2 separate regions of the Homo sapiens genome follow, and region 1 is linked to region 2. Evidence: chromatin contacts called from ENCODE Hi-C or POLR2A ChIA-PET data. All regions are on one chromosome and are shown on one strand. The core of a region is the stretch at or near the end of the contact, and the rest is flanking DNA. Distances in the headings are between cores, read along the strand shown. Region 1 has its middle 55 kb from the start of LINC02026. Region 2 holds the start of LINC02026 (long intergenic non-protein coding RNA 2026).

Region 1 (7,093 bases), core at 570-3,069, 57 kb before region 2:
AGGCTCTCTCCCTTCATCCTCCCCTCTCCTGCGGGTGGCTTCTCCTGGAACACTGGCTCATATCTCTGGAGCCTGTGGTTTGGGGATTGCCATTAGCCAACTACAACAGAGCCTGGAGAGTTTACTTTGGGTCTAAAATGGGAACTGGACCCACTCTCTGAGTAATGCTCATCACTCAGCAGGTCTCAGCCGGTGGCCTACAACTTTACAATTGACCCCTCTTCCCACCACCGTGGGTTGCTGTGTAGAGCAATCACTTCCCTCCTAAGCCTCATCTCCTGCTGCCTCCTCAAAGTTGCGATGGTTAGAAAACATGGCATCTGTATGCACCCTGCACGTTCTTGCATGCCAGGAAAGCTGAGCCACCATGCAGTCGCATGGCATGTCCGATCCGTCATGCCACTGTGAGGAAACAGGACGAGGACCAGAAAATCAGCACAGCAACATAAGTTCCTGACTGCTGCTGTGAGTGGACCGGAGATGCTGCACCAGTGACCCAGTCACTGCAGCAACTAGAAGCTGGGATTGACTGGATGCCTTGGGACAGCACAGAATCCATTTCAAGTGCTGAAAAGGACCTTAATAATATTCTAACCAACATACGGATGGGAAACGGAGGCCCGGAGAGGGAAGATTCCTACCCGGGTGCCTGCAGGGAGAGAAGGGCAGAGCTGAGACCCAAACCCAGGTGGGGGTACTGAGGCCAGTGCCCCCTTCTAATATGACTGAATCTCAGCTTCACTTTCCAGTGTGTTTTTGCCTTGGCGAGGGTGGAAATGAGTTTCCAAAACTCTGCAAAGAGAGAGGTATGCGGAGGGGCCAGACAAAGCCCGTGAGCATTTACCATAGATCTCTCTAAAATGGATAATCAATCAAGACGTTGTTGTATACTCTTGCCTCCTTGAGGGAGCATCTTGTGTACTTTCTCCTTGTTCCTCAGACCCCTTCACTATAACCAAGGTTGCCTCTGTGGTGAGTTCGTTAACGCTCGGGAGAAAATTCTCACATTAGAGCATTATTTTCAAAATGCACTCTTCAATGTCCAAAATATTTCCATTCCCAATATCTCACAGTCTTTTTTATTTTTTTATTTTTTCTATAATTTCAACTTTTATTTTATATTCAGAGGGTACGTGTGCAGGTTTATTACCTGGGTATATTGCAAGATGGTGAGGTTTGGGGACACAATTAACCCTGTTACCCAGGTACTGAGCATAGTACCCAATAGTTCGTTTTCCAACCCTTGTCCCCCTCTCCCCCTCCAGTAGTCCTCAGTTTCTATTACCGTCTTGATGTCCACGAGTACCCAGTGTTTAGCTCCTACGCCTAAGAAACAATATGCAATATTTGATTATCTGTTCCTGCATTAATTTACTTAGGATAACAGCCTCCAGCTGCATCCATGTTGCTGCAAGGACATGGTTTCACTCTTTTTATGGATGTGTAGTATTCTATGGTGTATATGTACCACATTTTCTTGATCCAATCTACCAGTGGTGGGCACCTAGGTTGATTCCCTGTCTTTGCTATGTGAACAGTGCAGCAATTAACATATGAGTGCATGTTGCATAACCTTTAAAGGCAAAAAGACATGCTCTATTATCCCATTTTTACAAAGAGGAAATGGGTTTTCAAGAGGTAAAGTAACTTGCCAAAAGCCACGCTCCCCACAAGTGGCTCATACAGACCTAAAGCCAAGTCTAGATCGAAGTCCAACACTTTGCAGAATTCTAGCTTCCAGCAGGAAACAACCTGACTTAGACAATACCTCATTATTTACTTCTCCTCTCTGGGGACAATGAAATTAATGTTCCTTTGAAACATGAGAGTTTGGATAGATGACCACATGTACTTGTCACCACCTCCTCTTCTCTCCTACACCTGGTGTACAGGCAAGGCTTTGAAGAATATAGTGAGTCATTGCAGTCCCCCATCCCTCTTTCAAAATTCCCTGCAGCCGATGAGACCGCTGTCCACACTCACAAACTTACCCTCCCCATTGAGAGTCTGGCATCATCGACGTCTCTCTCAGAGCCTGCCTACAGAGGGGCTGGCCATTGTTCTTGGATAGATGGCTAGACCTTTCAGCCTTCTGTTTTAAAGAAACAGGATGTGGCCAGGCGCAGTGGCTCATGCCTGTAATCCCAGCACTTTGGGAGGCTGAGGCGGGCGGATCACCTGAGGTCAGGAATTCGAGACCAGCCTGGCCAACATGGTGAAACCCCATCTCTACTAAAAAATACAAAAATTAGCCGGGTGTGGTGGCAGGCACCTTAACCCCAGCTACTTGGGAGGCAGAGGCAGGAGAATCATTTGAACCTGGGAGGCGGAGGTTGCAGTGAGCCGAGATCAAGCCATTGCACTCAAACCTGGAGGACAAGAGCGAGGAAAAAAAGAACAAGACATGAGAAAACACGTCAGGCAATCTGGGGTTATGCAGAGGCGATAAAGTCTCTTCATCAATTTTGCTACTTGGGAGTTTCTTCTGGAACATATGAGAAAAGAAGTGAATAGCTAAAGGTGGAAAAGATGAGCTAAGCCAGAGTGTTCACTCCCTGGACTAGAGTCTCGCCAGTAAAGTAGATAACAGAAAATATTTCAAAGATGAGACAAGCAGCAAATAAACCACTGAGAGAATAAAAAATGACTTCCTCCCAAATTTCTTCCCCCCTAAAAATACAAAAGATACAAGATATGTGGTTTTTTTTTTTTTTTTTTTTTTTGAGACGGAGTCTGGCTCTGTTGCCAGGCTGGAGGGCAGTGGCGCGATCTCGGCTCACTGAAGCCTCCGCCTCCCAGGTTCAAGCGATTCTCCTGCCTCAGCGTCCTAAGTAGCTGGGACTACAGGCATATGCCACCACACCCAGCTAATTTTTTTGTACTTTTAGTACCTTTGTACTTTTGTACCATGTTGGCCAGGATGGTCTCCATCTCCTGACCTTGTGATCTACCTGCCTCGGCCTTCCAAAGTGCCGAGATTACAGGCATGAGCCACCGCACCCAGCCCTCATGTGTGCTGCTTATATCTGACATAGGAGACATTGAACTCACACTCCGAATCTTGAGATATTAAAAGTTTTAAGAGATAAATGAGTTCCTCTTAGACAATTATACCTTTATGTCTGCCAGACTCAAATGGGATTTTCTGTAGAATCGTATGGTATATGAAAATCTTCTTTTATTGCAGCCGTTGGAGATGTGTGTGAGTATGTGTGTGTGTACATGCATATTATGCATGAAATTTTGTATCTTCGTTCAAGCTGTCACCCATCTCTCATCTGGAAAATGGCAATGGGATTAAAAGTGCCCCTGGCCTTGAGCCAACCTCTGCCAACTGTGTCTAAGATGCACATCTCACCACTTCCTCCCTTTGGCTGACACCTGCCCAGAGCTCCCCATTGTCCACCTGATAGAGTCTACCCTCCATAGACATAAAACCCCCAGTCCTTCTTCAACCCTCCATGCTCATCATTTCCTGCCTCACAGTTTATGTGCCAAGCAACACGGGGCTCTTCCTAGTTTCCTGCCCTGGTGTCTTTTCTCCTCCATAACCTTGCTTATGCTAGCATCTCTTCCAGGACCCAACATGCTTCTCCCACCTGGACCCCTATTCTCCTACAATGCCCTGGGTGTATCTGTAACTAGCACTTAGAATCACCTGTTCTGGTGTCTGTGTCTGCCACTAAACACACAATGTATGAAGAATATCATACATCAAAAACCACCCAAATCTTAAGTATACAACCAGCCAAATGTTTTCAAATTTCAACCAGCACCCAGAACAAAAAGCAGCCACTATATTTTTGAGGTCAGAGGCTGAGTTTTGTTCATCTTTGTAACTTTAGCACCATGACCAGTAGCTGGCATGCAGTATGTATGGTACCAAATGGTTGTGGAATTAATCAATGAATGGTTATTTCACTGTCTTTTCCTTCTGTTTCACTCATTTACGTTTTCTAACTATTCTCACTTTACCTAAGTTGACCAACAGGATAATTCAGGATTTCTCGCCCAGGCTTTGAGAGCTTGAGTTCTGAATGCTGAGGGTTGTGAAGGAATGTTGGTAGTTAGGGGAAGAAGCATGGGGAGCAGCTTGGCTGCTGACCACCAAACCTGGATAGGCAACTTGGTAAGATCCAAGACTCAGCCATAAGTGAAGATAAAAGTCTTTTCTCTTCATAAACTTCAAGCTATAATCTCAGCTGCCAAAGCATGTCACAGTAACTACCTCAATTAAGAATCAATGAAGAGATCACTAAAGAATAGAACATTTTAGCCTTTTTGCATTACAGCTAAGAAAAGGGAACAGGTAGCATTCATTTTTTCCACACTCAGCCTCTGGTGCCAGGTACCAGCATCGCCTTAAGTTGACAGCTGGCCCACACCTGAGGAGCAAAGGGTCTATTCTCCCTGCTTTCCATGTAAGCAATCATAGGAGGTGTACTATAAAGAGAGTGCTCCCTAAATATTAATGCCCCCATCCACACGCTTCTCTGAAAAGTCCACATTAGGAAGTAGTAAACGTACCATTTAGTTAGCATGTACTATGTGCCAGGCATTTGATAAATAGCCACTTGCACACATTACCACATTTATTCTTCATAACTACTCTCTCAGGTGAGTGATATTATCCGCATTTAACAGGTGAGAAAATTGAGCAATGGAAGCTGGGGTGTGACCTCATATCTTTGATTCCAAACCTATAGTAACTACTCTATTATAAACAAACTATATAACTTGCTTCCTCGTGTCCCTGCAACTGATGAGAAGACCAGTAGTGTCGAGGTTGAGAAACCCTTCTCAGAGGACTCCCCAGAACGAACCTGGGAACTTCAGACAGACTGGGTGGGCCTCCAGCCGGGCCTCGCAGCAGAATCAGGACGGGTCTGTCTTGCTGGCATGCCTCACATTCTCAATCTCACTGCTGGAAACCCAGATTCAATATTACCTGAGGCCGAAGCCTGAGTTCTTATGGTAAATTTTCCCCTGGGGAGTTAGAGTTTCTCATTTATGTTCACCCAAAACCTTACTTTGAAAGAACTATTTTGGAGAAGTTCACAGTGCACACGATGGAAGCATTGAAAACATCTACTCTTTCCCAGGGGCAGTCAAGGGAGATAGGTCCTTCTGAAATGGAAGGGAACCACTCCCCAAAGGAGCATTTCTGAATGAGAGATTAGCAAGGGTTTCCTCAGCAAAAAGCTCGATGTGAGGGCAAGCATCCCCTTCCCTGGCCTGAACGAGCAGCGTGTCATCCCGGGACCTACCCAACACCCTTGGACAGCCTAAGGAAAGGACCTTCTGGCACTGTTCAGACCAACAGCTGAGCCAGGGGCCTGACTAGTGCTCACCAGCATCTGAGCCCATTCGCTGGCTTGAGGACGGACACAAAGAGCCACCCTGATCCCAAGTCCAGGCCTTTAATGAGCCCCTCCACTCCTCACCTCTCAGACATCCCCTGTTTACATTTTATTCGCCAAAGGACCTAATCCCCGGGCTCCAGTCTGCACTTCATCTTGTCTCTGTGTGTCCTCCAGATTAATGCTCATCAGTAACTGTCGCCACAGAGGGGAAGACCCGAGCGTGAGGACATGCCAAGCCCTGCAGCTTTGGTGCCAACCAGAGAAAATATGGAAGAGGAAACCCAAACATTTATAAACATTTCAAAATGTTTAGTTCAAGACGCCCCATGTAAATAAGAGAGTGCCCAGGAGACACTCGTTTTCCTTGGACTTACATATTTTGTCCCAAATAAAGATTAGCTTAAAAAAGAAAATCCAAGTCACCAGTCCCTGCTTCTCTTTCGCTTCTCAGGCGCATAAGATCTTTTTCATGTAGTTTGCTTCAACGCTATTGTATTTCTTCTGCGCTTTGAAACTGAACCCCTCTTTGATGGATATTAGTGGAACGTGCTTTCGTGTCTCCCTAATGAACTTTCACTTGGAAAATGCCCCAAACAAGGAAGATGCTAGAAGTGTAATGATATTTTGTTTAAAGCAAAGAGGGACCTTCTCTTCTGGTTTCCCCCACTTTGGTCCACCCCAGAGGAATAATTGGCCAAGAATCACAGAAGGGATCATTTACAGCTTTACTTTCAAGCTCCCCAGTTCCCTTTCAGACTGTGTTTACTCAGTCAAAGGCTTCAGACTAGCCAGGGTGGGCCTCCTGACAGCCCCATCTTGCTGGCCCTGGGATACTCTGATTGGGATTAAACCCATGCTGATCTGTCAGAAAGTGGGTGATTGAGAGGCTTCTTTGTGATGCTCGTGGTAAGATGAGAGGATGGAAGAGTACAGATGTGGAGGCAATATTCTTTAGGGCACCCTTCAGCTCTTGTGCCTGGAGGAGCCCAGGTCGGCAGTCCTGGGGTGATTACTGGCTACACGGAAAGCAAATCCAAAATGGAAGACAGCTTGGCACCATGGGAGAAACTGTTCAGTGGTGGTGTTCTTTATTTTATTTTTTTCTAACAATTGAAAATATCCTGTGGGGAACAGTCTTCTCAAATCCAATCAACATTAAGTTTCAAATAAAACTAAGTATACAGGAAATAAGTGAGCAACAAAATATAAGGCCATTAGATGTGCCTACATTGGTGTTCTTGTTTTTCCCTCAGTGGGTGATTCCTTAGGGAGAGATTAGCTATAATAATTAGTACTTTTGTAAATAAAAGAAATTGTGTGAAGCTGGAAAATTTACAATAGATGAAGTATAGTTGTCAAAGCACCAAATTCTCAGTGTGGCCAACTAGGAAACCTGCATTCTTTCCGTTGCTGAGTCACTTGCTGGTTGTACAGGCTTGGACAAGTCCCTGTCTTTTGAGCTTCTGCTTCTTCATCTATAAAATGGTGACATGCTTCCAGGTTCTGTTCTTCACAGGTTTGTTCTGGGAATCAAACAAGGCCTGAGGGTGACAGCACCTGGGATCCCTAATACTTGACTGATTATTATCAACTGCCTTTGGAGTATGGGCTTTAGAAGCTGAGGTTCCCCCTTTGGTCAGTATCACCCACAGGTCATTATTCAGAACTTCCCAGCTCAGGGGTTCAGAATTTCTCACTGCTATGCTTTTTTGTTAGTTGTTCATCTTTTT
Region 2 (7,137 bases), core at 3,404-5,903:
AAGAGGGTTGAATAATCTTTTTTTTCCCCCCAGATTCCCCAGAGCTTTCACTCCAGGGTGCCAGAGGGTGCCCGGCAGGAGCAGGCCCCTGGGAACTCCCAGGACAACCCAGAGGCAGTCCAGACAGCTGGGAGTCCTTTGCTGCGGGCAGGCTCCGGGTACAGTGCCCCTCAGAAGATCATCCCTACTCAGGTGGTGAGGCCTGGGGAAACTCAAGTTACTTTACCATGTACTTCAATAAGTGAGTCATCTCTTAGCCTTTTCTTCCCTAGATTGAATGATGCTCGTTCCATCAACTGGTTTATTAAACGCACCCTTTATTTCGCCATTATATGAGTGCATTTTGGTCCTCTGTTCAACTAGAAGTTACCTTATTTGTCTCTACCAGTGTACACACAGTAACCAACAAGTCGGACATTTACGAATACTTTAACAAGAATCGACCCAACAAATAATTTCCAGATCTCTATCAGTTATGCTCCTTACCATCCATCTTGACAGTGTACTGGCACTTACTACAATGGCCTAACATTTCCTATATCATTTGTGACTAACCGTGCATCCTTAGATCATTTTTCCACCACCCTTGAGTCAGACTAGCCTTTTTCCAGGTAATATTTGAGATATCCAAATTTTATTACTCCACACTTTTAATTACTGAATGTCATTCAGAATGTGCAAGAGTAGTCTTCTAGTTCTCAAGTTCAATGGGCCTTATATCCCTTTTCCAGAGTGCCAACAACTGTAACAATGTCATCAACACCTGCAACTGTATTCAGTTCACAACAGCCTCATTAAGTCATCATAAGAAAAAATAGAAATATTGCATATGCATGCATGTAGCATCTCTGGGAAAAGAAACTTTTAATGACGGCTGCACCTGCGGAAGGAGATGAGTTGAGAAGTTGATGGTGGGAGGCAGAACGTTCACTGTATACGTTTTTGAATCATTTTAATTTTTAGATCATGTGCATGTATTACTTTTTCAATTAAACTTTTTAAAAACTAGCTCTAAACAAACAAACAAAAAATAACAAAGAAAAAGACACAGCCCTGATCCCCTGGGCACTGGCCCTGACGGCTGCCTAGAGTTGATATTATACCCTATGGTGTCAAATGTCTCCTGTGTCATTGGCCCTATGGAATGCCTCACTGAATTCAAGATGGACTATGCAGTGACCTGCCTGGTTCCTGGCCCTCACAGCCCTCTCCCCAATAACTAGGGCAACATGACTTCCGCTTGTTGACTCAATGCTAGACCCAAGCCCCAGGACTAATCCTGTTCCCAGTCTGGAGAGATTTGACGGGCTAGCAGCTTGGGTTACTCTGTCTCAACCCACCTGGTTGCTGGCAGTGTCCTGCTCTTCGTGCTGTCTTGGCAGAGAGTGGTCCAGACCTTGTCTGGTGGAGACACACATCTCCATTTTTAGCTTGCTTGATTGTGAAATTTATCAAGGGGTAAAGAGGAGACAAGAGATACCTATTCGATCACAGCCTTCCCACTCTCCTCCATTTATTCACCAAATGCGGTTACTAAGAACCTTCTATGAGTAGGATACTAAACCAGCCTGGGCAGAAGCAAGTAAGAAGCAAATGAGTATACCAGTGCTCTCCAGGAACTCACAGTCTAGTAATAAACACTAATGGGCTGGGTGCAGTGGCTTATGCCTATAATTCCAGCACTTTGGGGGGTCAACTTGGGAGAATCACTTGAGGCCAGGAGTTCAAGACCAGCCTGGGCAAAAGAGTGAGACCCATCTCTACAGAAATAAATTTATTTTTAAATTAAACTTATTTATTTATGTATGTATGTATTTATTTATTTTGAGACAGGGTCTTGCTCTGTCACTCAGGCTGGAGTACAGTCACAGGCTGGAATGTGATCAGAGTTCACTGCAGCCTTGACCTCCCAGGCTCATGCAATCCTTGCACCTTAACCTCCGTATTAGCTGGGACCACAGACGAGCGCCACCATGCCTGGCTTATTTTTTTTTTTTTTATTTATTTTTTTTTTTGTAGAGATGGGGGTCTTCTTATGTTGCCCAGACTGGTCTCAAACTACTGGGCTCAAGCAAATCTCCTGCCTTGGCCTCCTGAAGTGCCGGTATTAAAGATGGAAGCCACCGTGTCTGGCCAAAAAATTTTTTTAAATTAGCCAGAGGCCAGGTGCAGCGGCTCACGCCTGTAATCCCAACAGTTTGGGAGGCTGAGGAAGGCAGATCACCTGAGGTCAGGAGTTCGAGACCAGCCTGGCCAACATGGTGAAACCCCCTCTCTACTAAAAATACAAAAATTAGCTGGGCATGGTGGCACACGCCTGTAATCCCAGCTACTCTGGAGGCTGAGACAGGAGAATCGCTTGAACCCAGGAGGCGGAGCTTGCAGTGAGCCGAGATGACGCCATTGCACTCCAGACTGGGCTACAGAGCAAGACTCTGTCTCAAAAAAATAAAATAAAATTAGCCAGGCATGGTGGCACACACCTGTAGTCCTAGTTACTTGGCAGGCTGAGGCAGGAGGATTGCTTGAGGCCAGGAGGATGAGGCTGCAGTAAGCCATTATCATGCCACGGCTCTCCAGCCTGGGTGACATTGTGAGACCCTGTCTCTAAAAAATAAATTAAACAAATAAAAAATAAAGACTGATGGAGTCCAACTCAAGAACTTTAATGCAAACAGGCAGGTGTGAGGGAAGAGAGAGGAAAGGATTGCTTTCAATCACCGGCAGCAAGATAAGGAGCAGTCCAGGAAAGTTTTCAGAAGGGGATGACATTGCTATTAAGACTTACGAGCTGAAGGGAATTCAGTAGCTGCAGATAGAGCCTTTCAGATCGAGGAGGTGGCCCGCGAAGGGGATTCCACTGTCACAAAACATAAAGGCTCTGCACTTCCGTTCCCCACTCCTCGGAGAAGGAGGGTAAAACACGAAGGCTCTGCACTTCCGTTCCCCCACTCCTCGGAGAAGGAGGGTGAGAAGAGCTGGGCCCTCAGAACCCAGGACCACATAAGAAGTTTTTTCTGTTTAAGACAGCCTTCTTCTCCACTATTTGTCTGGTAAATACCTCGTCTTCAAGCCCCAGCCTAAGGACGCCTCCTCCGGGAAGCCCACCATGACTTTTCCAGGCAGGGTTAGTTGTCCTGTCTGCTGCACTCCTACTACCCTCTGTTCTAGAGAGTTAGGGAAATTTAGAAGTTAGGCAAACAGGCTCTGCCACCATTCTGCCTGAGTTCAAATCCTTGCTCAGCCACTGCGTTGCTGAGTCATCTGAAGCAAGGCACTCCCCTCTCTGGGCCTCAGTTTTACCATCTGTTAAACGGCGTAACGATGGCACTGTCCTCCTGAAGTCACCGTGAGGATGAAACAAGGCAATGTCCCTAAACCAAGTGCCTGCCGTAGTGTCTGCTCTTGTTACTCATAACCATGGGCTGCTCTTACTGGACGGTGCTTGTGACCGCAAGAACCCTAAGGGCCAGGGCTATTCATCTCTGAATCTCTCTCTGCAGTGTTTAGAGGTGCTGTCCACAAGTCAGGTGTTCAATTTCTATCTTCTGAAGGACTGAACAAAACATGGCTATGAAAAGGGACAAAATGAATCAAGCCTTAATGCAAAGACACAGTAAATGCAGGTGAAATGACGGGAAAGGAGAAAGGAATGTAGGAAAGTAAATGGGGGAGAGGAGACGGTGCACCGCCTTCAGAGGAGAAAAATTCCTATTAAATTCCTGTTCCGCCTGTAATCTCAGCACTTTGGGAGGCCGAGTTGGGTGGATCACCTGAGGTCAGGAGTTCGAGACCAGCCTGACCAACATGGTGAAACCCCATCTCTACTAAAAATACAAAAATTAGCCAGGCCTGGTGGCAGGCGCTTGTAATCCCAGCTACTCGGGAGGCTGACGCTGGAGAATCCCTTGAACCCCGGAGGCGGAGGTTGCAGTGAGCCAAGATCTCACCACTGCACTCCAACCCGGACAACAGAGCGAGACTCTGTCTCAAAAAATAAAAAATTCTCGTTCATCTCTTAACGTGGGGACTTGCCCATTTATATTTGGACGGTATTTTTCTCTGGCTGTCCCACTTCCCGGGGCCTTGGAGCTCCCTCCCCCGCAGGGCGGCTTCTCTCCTCCTCCTCCCTCCTCCCTCCCGCTCCCAGGGGAAGGGCCGCGGCCGCAGCCCTGACCTCGCCTCCCACGCGGGCCAGCAGCCGGCCAGCCCGCGGGCGGGGCAGGAAGGGGGAGCCGAGGCTCCGGGCACCCGAGATCCTTAACTGCAGCTTCCAAAGCCCTGGCTGATCCTAATCAGTGTGGGAAAGGAGCGCCGGGCCCAGCCCGCCGGCCGGAGACGCCGCCTCTTTTCATAAACTTTATCGCCGCGGTGCACAGCCGCTGATAAAGCACCATAAATAAACGAGCGGGCGGGAGTGCGCGGCTGTCTGGAGGCTGCCGGAGCGCACGCCCTGCCTCGGCCCTGCAGCTCCCGGGGGAAATGAATCACACGCCGGGCTGCAAAGAGCAGCATGTTCTCCTCTCCAGACCAAGGCCGTAAATAATAATGCGTTCTTTCCCTACGTGGAGACCCTCACCTTTTGTCTTGTGCATTCCGTAAAAAGCTCAGGAGTTTCCTTCCGGCTGCCTGGCCTCCCCTCCTTGCCCCGGGGGGTTAGGAGTGCTCTGTTCTGACTTAGGCGTTTCCCTAGGGTGGAGCTCCTGGGCCTGGGTTGGGCCTGGGCGTGTGGCTCCGTGATCGTAAGTCCCCTCTGGCTCTTGCACAACAGACCGAGGCTGGAGCAGGGCAGGGAGGCCGCAGTGGGGCCTGGGTTAGGAGGGGGGTGGTTTGACATCTCTAGTGGTAAGTGATGGTGAGCCCGGTTCCCGCCGTGGTGGCCACGGACATGTGTGGTGGATAGCCTGCTGCAGCTGAGTCATCGAGGAACCCTGGGTACAGCTTATTCAGAGGCCAAGGGAGAGTGCATACCCTGATCACAAAGAAAGAAGACTTTGCCCCACTTGATGGCGTGTTCAGCAGGCCGCATGATCCGTGTCCCTTAGCTGTTGAAGTTTTGACTTGGGGGGTGCCCGAAGTTAATCTATGGTACAATTTTGGGGAGTAGAGTTTGAGGATGATTCCATGAACATGAAACAATCTAGAAAGTCAGTGGTGTGTGGAACAGCCCAAAGCAGGCCAGCTCCGCCACAAGGTCCAGTCTCTAACCCAACCCTGCTGCCACTCAGCTCTGTGGCCTCGGGCAGCCACTGCCCTTCTCTGAGCCTCAGTTTCCCCATCCTTCTAATGATCTCTAAAGAGATCTTCCAGCTCTTCTGCTCACTTAGTGAGAAATAACATCCTTGCTATAAATTCTTCCATTTCCGAGGTGTCCCAGCACAGGCCCCTCTGAAGAAACACTGTAATGTCCACTTAGAAGAAACCAGGGCGTGGGCCATTTCTGTAACTGACACCTCGTTAGCGAGATTAGCACTGGAAATTACCTCCTGGGGAGTTTACAGAGGTTCAGGAGCCCTCTAGCCAGAATAAAGTCAGCTTGTGAGGTAAAAAGATTTAAAAATAAAATCCAGTACTTGATTACAGCATTAGGTCAGTGTTTCTCTGCGCCCCAAGGATAAGCTCCATGGTGGCTGGGGTTCTGCTTCCTGTGAGAAGGATTGGCTGGCTTGAAACATCTCATCCCCAAAAGTCAAATGTTTCCTTTAGTGGGAAGCAGGGCCGGGAAGGAAGGAACTTCTGGTTGCAGCTCTAGAGAGTGGAATCTAGGAGTCCTGATAGATTATTTATGGTTCAGCACTCCTAGAGAGTGTGGATTTTGGGAGCTGACTCCTCCAGCCATGGCCAACAAGAGCCGATCACTCATGAAATAGAAATGAACAATGGCAGCCAGGCACCGTGGCTCACGCCTGTAATCCCAGCACTTTGGGAGGCGGAGGCGGGTGGATCACGAGGTCATGAGTTCTAGACCAGCCTGGCTAACATGGTGAAACCATGTCTCTACTAAAAATACAAAAATTAGCTGGGTGTAGTGGCGGGCGCCTATAATCCCAGCTACTCGGGAGGCTGAGGCAGGAGAATTGCTTGAACCGGTGAGGCGGAGGTCGCAATGAGCCGAGACAGTGCCACTGCACTTCAGCCTGGGCGACAGAGTGAGACTCCATCTAAAAAAAAACAAAAATAAAAAATAAAAGACATGAACAAAGGCCTGGTTCTTCTAGTACCCATTTCTGACACCACATGTCCCAGGAAACATGTGGCCCCAGACAGCCTTCATTTCCTGCTCTCCGGACAGAAGGCCACTCAGTCTTGTTTCCTTTATTTGCATAATGTCAAGAAAAATGAGTCACACCAGATTGTCATGTGTTAAGTAATATTGGCAAAGGTTTCCAACTGAGTTTAGAGTTGATTTCTTACCAAGGAACAATCACTCACTCTATTGCTGATTTATTACGATGTGAATGTGATCATTCTCTGAGTCTCAGTTTTCCATCCATGAATCCTTGTGATTTTTAATTTTTCATGTAGGACTGTCACGAGAAGTAAGATTTTTAAATTTCCAGAACAGAAATAGGTAAGGGAAACATCTAAGTGTGACTCCTCCAAAATCACTCTTGCTTCCAATTTTGTCTGCTGTTATGGAGGTCAGCAACTAAGGGAAAAAAAGGAGAAAACACATTAAAAAAAAAAAAGCCTGAATGTAAAAATAATTGGACTAACCTGCCAATTATTTTACAAAGAAGAGAAGCCCTAGTGTAGTGGTCCTGAAACTTTCAGAGTCACAGAGCTTTGTAGAATCTGATGAAAATCACATCCCCCACGCTCCTATGGAGATACAAATATATACTTGTCTTTGCAGGTCATTTCAGGTGTTCAAAGACCCCCTGAAGCCCCACCTAAGGGTCCTGTTAAGAACCTCTGCTCTGGAGAATATTAAAATGTTGAGCCTCTGTTTTCTAAACTGTGAAGAGGATATAGCACTCACTCCCAGCCAGCTTCGTGGAAGAGAAGGAAGAGGCTACATAGACCTGTGCTGTTAAAACATATTGGTTCTCTGCCTGGCAGACATGTAATATTGATGCAGTTCTATTACCATCATCTGCCACAGTCGTTCCCTATTCTGCTTCATGGGATGTAAAT

The links. Hi-C counts contacts between places; a loop is a spot of excess contacts on that map. ChIA-PET counts read pairs that join two places held with the same protein, here RNA polymerase II (POLR2A). Pooled maps may share reads with other maps.
Region 1: a loop to region 2 is called in a map of PC-9, with 7 times the contacts of the local background. The contact joins the enhancer-like site here to the promoter of LINC02026 in region 2. A Hi-C loop is called at or near these places in 1 of 168 maps with a recorded cell type or tissue (PC-9) and 1 of 50 pooled maps. POLR2A ChIA-PET finds 5 or more read pairs at or near these places in 3 of 52 experiments (Caco-2, MCF 10A and activated CD8-positive, alpha-beta T cell).

Annotation. Positions count from the first base shown.
Region 1 is chr3:193,945,277-193,952,369 of GRCh38, forward strand. No RefSeq gene overlaps it. Among named protein-coding and RNA genes, the nearest start is that of LINC02026, 55 kb to the right of the region's middle. Within about 2 kb of position 1,820, at least 2 of the 41 ENCODE cell types and tissues checked have a DNase peak (open chromatin) inside an H3K27ac peak, as active enhancers do.
Region 2 is chr3:193,999,006-194,006,142 of GRCh38, forward strand. It overlaps LINC02026 (long intergenic non-protein coding RNA 2026), which reads right to left and starts at 4,654. Exons shown (of 3, transcript NR_033944.1): 1 at 4,580-4,654. It overlaps LINC02028 (long intergenic non-protein coding RNA 2028), which reads right to left. Exons shown (of 3, transcript NR_136179.1): 3 at 6,451-6,649. RefSeq lists a silencer at 4,180-4,349 and an enhancer at 4,713-5,228.